2 separate regions of the Homo sapiens genome follow, and region 2 is linked to region 1. A link is a loop called in an ENCODE intact Hi-C map of the cell type or tissue named here. Cell type or tissue: mammary epithelial cell. All regions are shown on one strand. Links, peaks and the distances in the headings refer to the core of each region. The heading gives the core; the rest is flanking DNA.

Region 1 (5,372 bases), core at 156-5,155:
GAGGTTCAGAGGAGTTAAGTGACTAATCCAAAATCACATAGCTGGTTTTGGACCCACTTCTCTCCACCTTTTGCTGGGGACTAGCTTTAGACTGTGGCTTACCCCTATGTTATGTAGCCTTCCAAAAGAAATTGGCTTATTGCCCATAGTAGTTATTGTTTACATAAAGATTAGGAAGTTCCAGGTGGAACAATTCATAATTCAGGTTTATTATTTTAAAAAGAAGCCCGGGCATGGTGGCTCACACCTGTAATCCCAGCACTTTGGGAGGCTGAGCGGGCAGATCACTTGAGGTCAGGAGTTGGAAACCAGCCTGGCCCACATGGTGAAACCCCGTCTCTACTAAAAATACAAAACAGTTAGCTGGGCATGGTGGCATGCGCCTGTAATCCCAGCTACTTGGGAGGCTGAGGCAGGAGAACTGCTTGAACCCAGGAGGTGGAGGTTGCAGTGAGCTGAGATCGCACCACTACACTCTAGCCTGGGCAACAGAGCAAGACTCTGTCTCAAAAAAAAAAGAGAAAGAAAAAAAGAGGCTGGGTGTGGTGGCTCAAGCCTGTAATCCCAGCACTTTGGGAGACCGAAGTGGGAGGATTGCTTGAGCCCAGGAGTTTGAGACCAGCCTGGGAAACATGGTAAGAACCCGTCTTTACAAAACATGTAAAATTTAGCTGGGCATGGTGGCACATGCCTGTGATCCCAGCTACTCTGGAGGCTGAGGCAGGAGGATCACTTGAGCCCTGGAGACTGAGGCTACAGTAAGCTGTGTTCATGCTACTGCACTTTAGCCTGGGCGACAGAGTGAAACCCTGTCTCAAAAAAAAAAAAAAAAAAAAGAAATGAGATGATTCTGAATGCATGAACGCAGTGTATGACTTTACCATGAGCAGCATGCCTGACTTGACTCCCCAGAGCAGCTTTCTGCACTGGGGACTTCCTTAATGGAAGCTGGTCAAATAATTATATTTACTATCAATTTGACTTAATTGTAAGATTTCCCTTCCTGTTCTTGTAGAATTCCATCTTCTTTAAAGATGCTTATTTAACCTTATAATAAATTAATGATACTTCAAATAATGGCTTCCGTTTATATTCATTGACATTTCTGAGGGATTTAATATGAGAGATATGCTAATATTTAAGTAAAGCTGAGGAATTTGACTCAGCAAGCATGTATTAAACATTATTATATGTTAGGCACTGTACCAGGTGCCCTGAGTGAGGCCCCTACCCTCAGAACTTGCATGGTGATGGAGAGATAGGATCTGTACTCAACTATGCTATAGGACAGTGTGTGTCTAGCGTTATCAAAATAGAAGCACAGAGGAAGGACTGCTGAATTCCATCTAGGAACATCAAGGAAGGCTTCACGGAGGAAGCTTCTTTTGTGCTGGACTTTGACACATGGGTGGGCAGAGGTTAAATGTATATGTGTGGTAGAGATGGGCATTCGTGACCACAGAAGGAAAGAAAATTTGCTCAGTGCTTGTTACCTGCCCATCATTGTGTTGGAATTGGGAATGTAGAGATGACTGGGGTACTTAGGTTGGCTGGAAAATGGGGGAAGGGAGAGAAAGGAAAAGGTGGCGGGAAGTTATGAAGGGAAGTAAACCTGGCTGCCAGGCTAGGGTCAGGTGGCAGTGGCCTCAGTGCTATGGAGCTTGGGTTTAATTCAGGGGCAGTGGAGCCTAATGAAAGGTTTTTGAACAGCACCATGATCAAACTGTCTGTATTGAGGAGCTTGCCGTCTCTTACAGAGTTATAGTGTCTTATTTTTTTTCATTCAGTCCTCATACTGGCTCCATGAGACAGGACTTCTTATCCCATTTTGCAGATGAGAAAGCCAAGGCTTAGCAAAATTAAGTATCTTGTTCACGGCGACATTTACACTAATAATTCAAGGAACTGCAGGTCGAGCCCCAATCTCCAAGCTTGACTCCAAAGCCTGAACCTGCAATGAGAAGGATAGGCTAGAGAAAGAGTAAGAAGCAAAAAAAGCTCATTGGGAGCCTGTGGCAATTGTCCAGGTGAGGAGTAAGGACAGGGGGAGGATGGATGAAAGTGGGAGGATGGATAAAGCTGGGGCAGCATCAATAGCCCCAGAGTGACTGGGATAGGTGGAGCAAGAGGGAGAGGAAGGAGTGCTCTGTAGGGTGGAGGAGGTGACAGAGGGCAGTGGACAGGATGGTAGCCCCACACTCACCAGTGACTCTTGTCATTGTGGTAAGGATGTGGCTGATCATATCATCCTGAGTCAGAAGAGTTTGGGAAGTGGACGAGTGACTCAGGTGAAAGTGTGATGAGCCTCTGAGTTCTGATTCCAGACCTTCCCTGGAGTTACCATCCATCACCTTTTACCACCTTAGCCGCCATTTCTCCGTTAGTACAGTGAGGGCAGTGGAATGGCTTGTTGGTCAGGGTATTCCAGGGAAATTCCTGGCTATTTAGATCAGCTCATCAGTACCAACCCAGCTATTGTGAAATAGGCCTCTTTTGACCGCCCCAAGTGACACCTCCATTCTGAACCTCCATTCTGAATAGAATGGTAACAGTCCACCATATGCTTCCTCTCTCCCACCACTCAGCCCCTGCCTGCAGAAGCCGCATCTCAGATTGGATTTCCTGCCTCTGTGTCCTTAATGAGCACTTTTAGTAAGTGGTGTCACCATTCCTTCTGAACCACAGGCCCATTTAAACCAAAGGCATTAGGAAAATCAAGTATGAGCTCTCAGATTAGGTACACCATCATGATCTCATTCTCCCAAAGAACTTTGTCTTTAAAGAGCTCAATCATCTTCCCAAATCCATTCACAACCTGCAGGCAAACAGGCATCACGAGAGCCTCATGACAAGCAGCAGCCTTCGTTTCCTTTTAAAAGGGGACAGGTCCTGCTTTGCTGACCCCTGGGAGGACCACCACAGCATGGCAAGGGGTGAGGAGCAGTGTGAGAGAGAGAAGGTGCTGAAGCCGGCTGTGGTCAGAATCCAAGTCTGAAGATGACGTGGTCCCCAGTGCCCCCTAGTGGTAGGAAGTTGTCTGGTGCTCTTTGTTCCGGGGAAAGGAGATGGCCTGTTTTAAACATCTTGTGGCCCAATTTCCTTCTCATCAGGGAAGATTTACTCCTGGGCTAAAGAGATAACCTGGCATCTGCTCTAGGTTCTCTGATTCCCTGAGGGCTGCACTGTTTGGGAGGATTCACACTTGCACTCCCTGTGTCTGGAAAAAAGGCTCAGAAACCAAGGAGTAAAGAGAATGGGGGCTAGAAGTGATCCTTGCTTTCAGAGGTGCTCTAGGCTTGCCCTGTCCCAAATGTTAGCCACCAGCCACATGTGGCTATAGAGCATTCTGGAATATGGCTAGTCTGAATTCAGATGAGTCATAAATGCAAAATACATATTGGATTTCAAAGTCTTAATATGAAAAAAAATATTTTTTACAGGGATTACTTGTTGAAATGATAATATTTTGGTTAAATAAAATATATTAAAATTAATTTCACTTGTTTCTTTTTCCTGTGCACTGTGGCTGCTAGAAAATTTAACATTACATTTCTACTGGATAGCATTGCTCTTCACGGATGGGCTTTCTGCCCAGAACAGGGGCCCACATGACTGAGACAGGTTCCAGGCCTGCCCTTGGGCCCACTTCCAGAGCTGTGGCTGACCTTTTGGAGAGGTAGAGTGGGCTTGGCCTTTGTAATTCAGCCCTCCCCTCCCAAAAAGCCCTCTGAAATCCTACCATTGAGAAGTAATCACTTTGGATAATCACTACTTTTCAAAATGCAAGTACCCTAGGATTAAGAACCTAACATCAACCAGGCATGGTGGCTCATGCCTGGAATCCCAGTACTTTGGGAGCCGAGGTGGGAGGATTGCTTGAGCCAGGAGTTTGAGACCAGCCTGGGCAATGCAGCAAGACCCTCATCTCTACAAAAATTTTAAAAATGAGCCAGGCATGGTGGCACACACCTGTAGTCCCGGCTATTCTGGAGGCTGAGGGGGGAAGATGGCTTGAGCCCAGGAGTTTGAGGTTATAGTGAGCTATGATCATGCCACTGCATTCCAACCTGGGTGATAGAGTGAGACCCTGTTTCTAAAACAAAACAAAACAAAAAACCAAACACCTAGTCTAAATATTCTGGGATCCCAGGGTGCCTACAAGATAGAGGAGGGGGCCCCAGAGAGAACTGTGGGAGGTAGAAAAACAGGAGTCAGAGGATACCGAGCTCCCTGGCTGCCTTGCTCTTCCATTTTGTGCTCAGCTCCCTGGCTTTGAGGCCACCTGTCTCTTAATAGGTTGACCTCTACCCTACCTAAGTGTTTCCTTGTCCTTAGGAAATGGGCCATTTGGTGCCGCTGGGAGTTTTATTTATTTATTTATTTTTGAGCCAGATTTTCGCTCTGTCATCCAGGCTGAAGTTCAGTGGTGCCATCTTGGCTCACTGCAACCTCTGCCTTCCAGGTTCAAACGATTCTTGTGCCACAGCCTCCCAAGTAGTTGAGATTACAGACACGTAGCACCACGCCCAGCTAATTTTTGTATTTTTAGTAGAGATGGGGTTTTTGCCATGTTGGCCAAGCTGGTCTCAAACTCCTGGCCTCAAGTGATCCACCCACCTCAGCTTCCCAAAGTGTTGTGATTATAGGCGTGAGCAACCTCGCCTGGCCTGGAGTTTTAGAAGAGTCATATCAGAAATTTTATTTTCTCCGTTCCTCTGTCATACCCATTCTGAGTGGTTTACCTGACCTGCGAAGGCTAAATTTCTTTTGTAATGCAGAAGGGCAGCTCCTATACTTTGTGTAAAAGGGCCCTGGATGGCTGAACATAGCATTACAATGTGCAGTATATGGAGCAGAATTTCTTCTGCAGCCTGGCATGCTTTAGACAGTTTTTAAGGAAAGAACAAACTGTGAGCTGTACGTGTTAGCTGTGGTCAGTGTACTGTGTGGGCCCCCAAGGGACAGCAGCAATTCTTTAGGGGTCTCAGTATATGAGTCTTGGGCAGGCCCTTACAGACTTTGGCTTTGTGTTTAGTAATGTAAATTCTTCTCCAGTGTTTGTGAGATGCCTTCTGTGTGCTTAGCATTGGATGAGGATTCAGTGGAGACTATCCAAGTTGGGATTTAGAGACCAGATTGCATTTGCCTCTCATGTAGCATTGCATTCTTAGACTTGCAACGCCTGTGATGTTTTTGTTTTGTTTTGTTTTCTCTTCTAGGCGTTTATAAACTGGAAAGAGGCTAAACTGACTTGGAGTTTTTTCAAACAGTCTTTCTTGAAACAGATTTTGACAGAAGGTAAGTAGACGGTCACTCTGAATCGTCGGGAGACCATAGTAGAAGGGGATTTCATAGGACTGCCAATTACCTGG
Region 2 (5,372 bases), core at 48-5,047, 82 kb before region 1:
CCCTCTGCTGTCCCTGCCTGCCACTGGCTCACTTCTCTCTTATTGGACCCTCTGAGGACAGGACCAGGGTAGGGAGCCCTCGTGTTCTCTGACAGTTCCTGAGCAAGCCCAGGAAAAGAAGGGAGAATGTCCTGTTGTCTCTACAGGAAACATGACAAGGGAACCAACTCGCAGATGGAAGGAGCCCCCATTCCAGAGCTGTAGGCCACATCACTCAACCTCTCAGAGCCTGGGTTTGCTCACCGGTAAAAGGAGAGAGTCCCAGCCGTTTCCTCACGGGGCTGTTGTGACGACGAACTGCAGGCAACCATGCAGGAAAAGCATCAAGCACAGTGCTTGTCCCAGGGTGTTCTGACATGGGCTCTCAGGCCACACACCATGAGTGCCAGGCACAGTCATGCCTGTTGAGTGATGCTCGTCAAGGTCCTGGCACACAGCAGCCACCTGTTCCATGAAGGAATATACAAATTTGGGAACAGAGCGCAGCACTGCCCACCCTACTCACAGCTCCTGCATCTACCACCCCAGGTGAAACTGATAGAAAGCTAAACTCCCCTCTCCTAAGAAGAAAAAGGAAAAGTACCTTCCCCAAAGCTCTGAGCTTTATCCAGTACTTAATGTGGGCTGAGCAGCAAATGTCAGGGCTTTCAGAGTTATGTATTTCAGGACAGAGACAGAGAAGAAATTAGGAGTCTTTGTATTAGTCTGTTCTCACACTGCTAATAAAGACATATCGGCCAGGTTCAGTGGCTCATGCCTGTAATCCCAGCACTTTGGGAGGCCGAGGCAGGCAGATCACCTCAGGTCAGGAATTCGAGACCAGCCTGGCCAACATAGTGAAACCCCATCTCTACTAAAAATACAAAAATTAGCCAGACGTGCTGGCAGGTGCCTGTAATCTCAGCTACTTAGGAGGCTGAGGCAGGAGAATGGCTTGAACCTGGGAGGCGGAGGTTGCAGTGAGCCAAAATTGCACCACTGCACTCCAGCCTGGGAGACAGAGCAAGACTCTGTCTCTAAATAAATAAATAAGGCCGGGCACGGTGGCTCACGCCTGTAATCCCAGCACTTTGGGAGGCCACAGCTGTAGGATCACCTGAGGTCAGGAGTTCAAGACCAGCCTGGCCAACATGGTGAAACCCCATCTCTACAAAAATACAAAAATTAGCCAGGCGTGGTGGCAGATGCCTGTAATCCCAGCTACTCAGGAGGCTGAGGCAGGAGAATCACTTGAACCTGGGAGGTGGAGGTTGCAGTGAGCCAAGATCGCGCCATCGCACTCTAGCCTTGGTGACAGAGTGAGACTCCATCTCAAAAAAATAAATAAATAAAAAATAAAATAAAATAAAGACATACCTGAGACTGGATAATTTATAAAGGAGTTTTAATTGACTCACAGTTCTGCATGGCTGGGGAGGCCTCAGGAAACTTACAATCATGGCAGAAGGTGAAGCAAACACGTCCTCCACGTGGCGGCAGCAAGGAGAAGTGCAGAGTGAAGTTGGGGGGGGCGGGGAATGTCCCTTATAAAACCATCCAATCTCGTGAGAACTCACTGTCATGAGAACAGCATGGAGGTAACCGCCCCCATGATTCAATTACCTCCCACTGGGTCTCTCCCACGATACCAGGGGATTATGGGAACTACAGTTCAGGATGAGATTTAGGTAAGGACACAGCCAAACCATATCAATCTTCTAAGCCCCACTTAAGAAGCCTGATTTAGGAACTGGCGTTCAAGTTCTGAAGACTTAAATCACTGAGGCTATGTGAAGGGCTGATTCAATCTGACGACCAGACTCAAGGAGTGCCCCAAACCTCACATGTCTGGCCTGATCTGGGCTGTGCTGACTCAGGCCTGGCTCTCACCTTTGGGGGCCTTTGTCCCCATTCCTTTCCTTTGCTGCCAGGTCTTGTATTTTCAGCTGCATGTATCTCCCCCTGCCCCAGCCTAAGGAGATAAAGTGCCTGGGAGGATGGTCAGCACTCAGGAAACCACAACCAGCTCCCCAGCCTCTGACACCACAGTCGTCCGGGATCACGTGCTGGGCACAGTCAGGGTGCAGGGGGGAGCTGAAGATCCCATCCAGCTTTGAGGGAGGCCGAGGAAGGGGCAGGTGCATGGTGAGCTCATGGGCACGGTGGCTCACGCCCGTAATCACAGCACTTTGGGAGGTCGAGGTGGGAGGATTGCTTGAGCTCAGGAATTTGAGACCAGTCTGGGTAACATGGTGAAACCCCAACTCTACCAAAAATACAAAATTAGCCAGGCAGGGTGGTACATGCCTGTGGTCCTAGCTACTCGGGAGGCTGAGGGTGGGAGGATTGCTTGACAAGCCCAGGAGGTCGAGGCTGCAGTGAGCTGTGATGGCACCACTGCACCCCAGCCTGGGTGACAGGTCAAGACCCTGTCTCTAAATAAATTAATAATAAATGGGGGAATGTGGCTGTGACGTTGGAATGGTTGAATTTAGGGCGGTCCGGAGATCCTAAAAATACCAGGGGGCTGTCTAGCTGTAACCTCCACGTCTCTGAACCTCTCCAAAATGGTCACCCAGTACCTCTTTATTGAAATATTTCCCCAGGGAGTAGTGACACGAAGTGAGAAAGCCGGCGCTCCCTTCCACGGGGGTCCTCCCCTCCTGGGGTCTGCGGCCTCAGCGCCCGCGAGCCTTCTGGCCGCCAGAGGGCGCTGTAGCCCAGCTGGGGCCGCGTGCTTTCCGCACCGTTCTTCCCTAGCCACCAACCCTCCGCCCGTGGTCCTTGCGCAGGCGGGGCGCAGGTTGTGGAGGGGATGCTCGGGCCTCTGCGGGCCAAGACTGGGCCATACAGGCAGGTGACTTCGCCTTCCAGGGTGTGGCCTGTTCAGAGTAGCATTTTCTGGCTTCACCAGGATGACTGGGCAAAATGCAGATTCCCCAACTGGCTCTGCGCAGGTGGGACCGCAGGGGCAGCTTTCAAAGTACTGATGCCCGGCCCTCCACAGATCACCGAGTAAGTAGACCAGGGCAGCCTGGCATCGGCTTCCAGTGACAGCCAGGGCTGAGACCCGCTGGTTAGAACTTGACATGGTACCAACACACGCTGAATTTGGGAGCCACTGCCTTAAAGGGACTTGGGGTCTCGGCAGTCCATTCATTCATTCATTCATTCATTCATCCATTCATTCATCCATCCATCCTTCCATCCATCCTTCATCTCTGCAGCTCTTTGCTGTGCCTGAGACCTTGGATGCCCTCACGAGCTGGCCTGTGGAACCACAGGGTAGAATCTGGCTGCATCTTTGATTCTCTCAATGTCTCTTTTTGCCGATCACTTGGCCCTGCACCACTTTCCACGCCAGGAGAGTATTTAACCAGTTCCCCGGCTGCTGGGCCTTCTGCTTGCTTCCAGTTTTTCCATTAATCCATGCAGTGGTGGGCTTCCTGGCAAGCCTTCTGGGGCCCTTGGGTGAAGTTCCCAGGTAGCTCTGCCTGAAAGGCACCACTGGGTCATGAGGCGGGTGCATTTAACCGCCCACCTGCGGTCCAGTTAGAGGACTTGCACTCGAAGTGCAGTGTGCAGTGGACAGGCCTGCTCTCCTGAGCATGTTTCATCCCACCCGGGCACGGGGTCATAGTGGCTGCTGTTTCCTATGCACCTAGTGCACGCTGAGCTCATGCCCTGCACTTAGAGACATCATCACAGTCCACGGCAGCCATCATGGTAATCCCCATTTTACAGTAGAGGAATTTAGGGCACTGGGAGGTTAAGTCATTTACTGAGGTCACACAACCAGGGACATGCACAGTTCGAACCCAGGGCTGTCTAGTAGCCGAGCTCATGCTCCTGCCTCCAGGCCCTCCTGTATCCATGCTGCTCGGCCCAGCACTGATGGGGCACCCAGCTCTGTTTGGCCCTTGCAGGGTCGGGGGTAGGCTGGCTGCTGCTCAAATACCTACTTGGCAGGTGGGAGGCAGAGGGCAGTCTGCCTGCTTCAGGGTCCCCAGGTCCTAGTGAAAGTGTGGTTCAGGGCCCAGCCTTAAGAGGCATTTCCTGAGGCTGCTGGGTCAAGCCTGGCACCCACCCAATGGCTGGGAATGGGCCTGGAATGGTGTAGCCTCCCAGGCAGTTTGGCAGTGTCCCCAGCAGCTGCTTCCTGTCCTGGGCTGCTTGAGGTGGACCTCACGGGCCCAGCCCCTGTCCTTTCCTGGGCTCTGCCTGGCACCACTGAGTAGTGGACCAACAGTCCTACAAGGGCCTGCCAGAGTCAGTTCCATGAGGCAGCAGGATTAATGGTCTGGTTTTACAGATGAGGAAACTGAGGCCCATGAAGGAACTCATCGAGTGCCTGGTATGTAGGTAGCGGAGTGGAATTCAAACCCCAGGCTTCTGATTCCAGGCACCATGTTCTTCCCACCACCCTCCACTGCCTCTGGCTGATAAACAACCTATTCCCCGGTTCCACACGGGAGGAAACGGCTCGAGTTACAAGGCTCCGCTTTGGTGCTTCAGGAGGACGCTGGGAGGCTCTGAGTTCAGACACCAACCACGTTTTTGTTCTAACCTCCCTCTGAATGGCTCCATGAGGGTTCTTGGGGAATGTGTGTGTTGTGGCAGAGGCAGGGAACAGGGGGTCTCCAGGCACCTCCTCTGGGCTCCTACAGCCCCAGTGTCCCAGAACAGAGCCTATGCCATGCTGCCAGTTCCTCCACGTGTGATCCCACAGGACAAGCACTTTCTGAGGTTTTCCCTGCTGTCCTGGACACCCAGGCTGGCCCAAGGCAGAGCAGGAATTCAAGAGGAAGGTTCCTTGAGAAGATAGGAGGTGGGGAGGAGAAGGGGACATTTGGTCTCTTTGGGGAGAGTTTGGCCCCCATCCCTGCAGCCCCCTCCCTGGGCCAGCACCAGCCCCATACCATCCCACCCTCTCCGGTTGTGGAAACTTGTACCTCAGCCCAGAAAAATGAACTTGCTGGAAGTCAGTTGCTTGGCTGCCCAGGCCAGCCAATCCGGTGCTAGGAGTGCCTCGCCCCCCTCTAGGGACAGAGGGCCAGGGCTGGACCAGAGGGGCTGAAGAGCAGGCTCTGCCTGAGACCGGTGTCCCAGACAGCAGGGCGGGAACAGAAAGAGGGAGAGGTAGCGAGGGAGGCGGAAGCAATGAAAAGCCAGGAGAGGGGGAGACATGGAAACGGTGGGGAGGAGGGCAGAGCAGACACACTGTCTCCAGCTGTGCACTCTTGGGGGGATGCCGGCACCTCCTGGTCTCCTGGAGCCATTCCTCACCTGCACGACAGGCACACTGGAGCATGTCTGTCAACCTTGGCCCAGTCACTCAGCATTTTTCCACCTTTCTCTCCCACCCTGCCTGTCTCTCCTTCCCCAGGTAGGCA

Evidence for each region. Peaks named below come from ENCODE experiments on the same cell type or tissue, not always from the same donor. Only the 100,000 strongest peaks of a DNase experiment are listed, where the experiment ranks them.
Region 2: it touches region 1 in a loop (15-fold over the local background); 107 of 110 quality-filtered maps call a loop at or near these places.

What each region holds. Positions count from the first base shown.
Region 1 is chr3:53,111,756-53,117,127 of GRCh38, reverse strand. It overlaps RFT1 (RFT1 glycolipid translocator homolog), which reads left to right. Exons shown (of 13, transcript NM_052859.4): 7 at 5,220-5,298. Among named protein-coding and RNA genes, the nearest start is that of RFT1, 16 kb to the left of the region's middle. RefSeq lists an enhancer at 1,595-2,794. In mammary epithelial cell, for the core only: a CTCF peak has its summit at 3,023 (motif pointing left); DNase peaks (open chromatin) are centred at 2,277 and 2,987; H3K27ac peaks cover 1,082 bases.
Region 2 is chr3:53,193,414-53,198,785 of GRCh38, reverse strand. No RefSeq gene overlaps it. Among named protein-coding and RNA genes, the nearest start is that of PRKCD, 35 kb to the right of the region's middle. RefSeq lists a silencer at 2,676-2,725 and an enhancer at 4,319-4,613. In mammary epithelial cell, for the core only: a CTCF peak has its summit at 2,672 (motif pointing right); no DNase peak of the experiment used is centred there.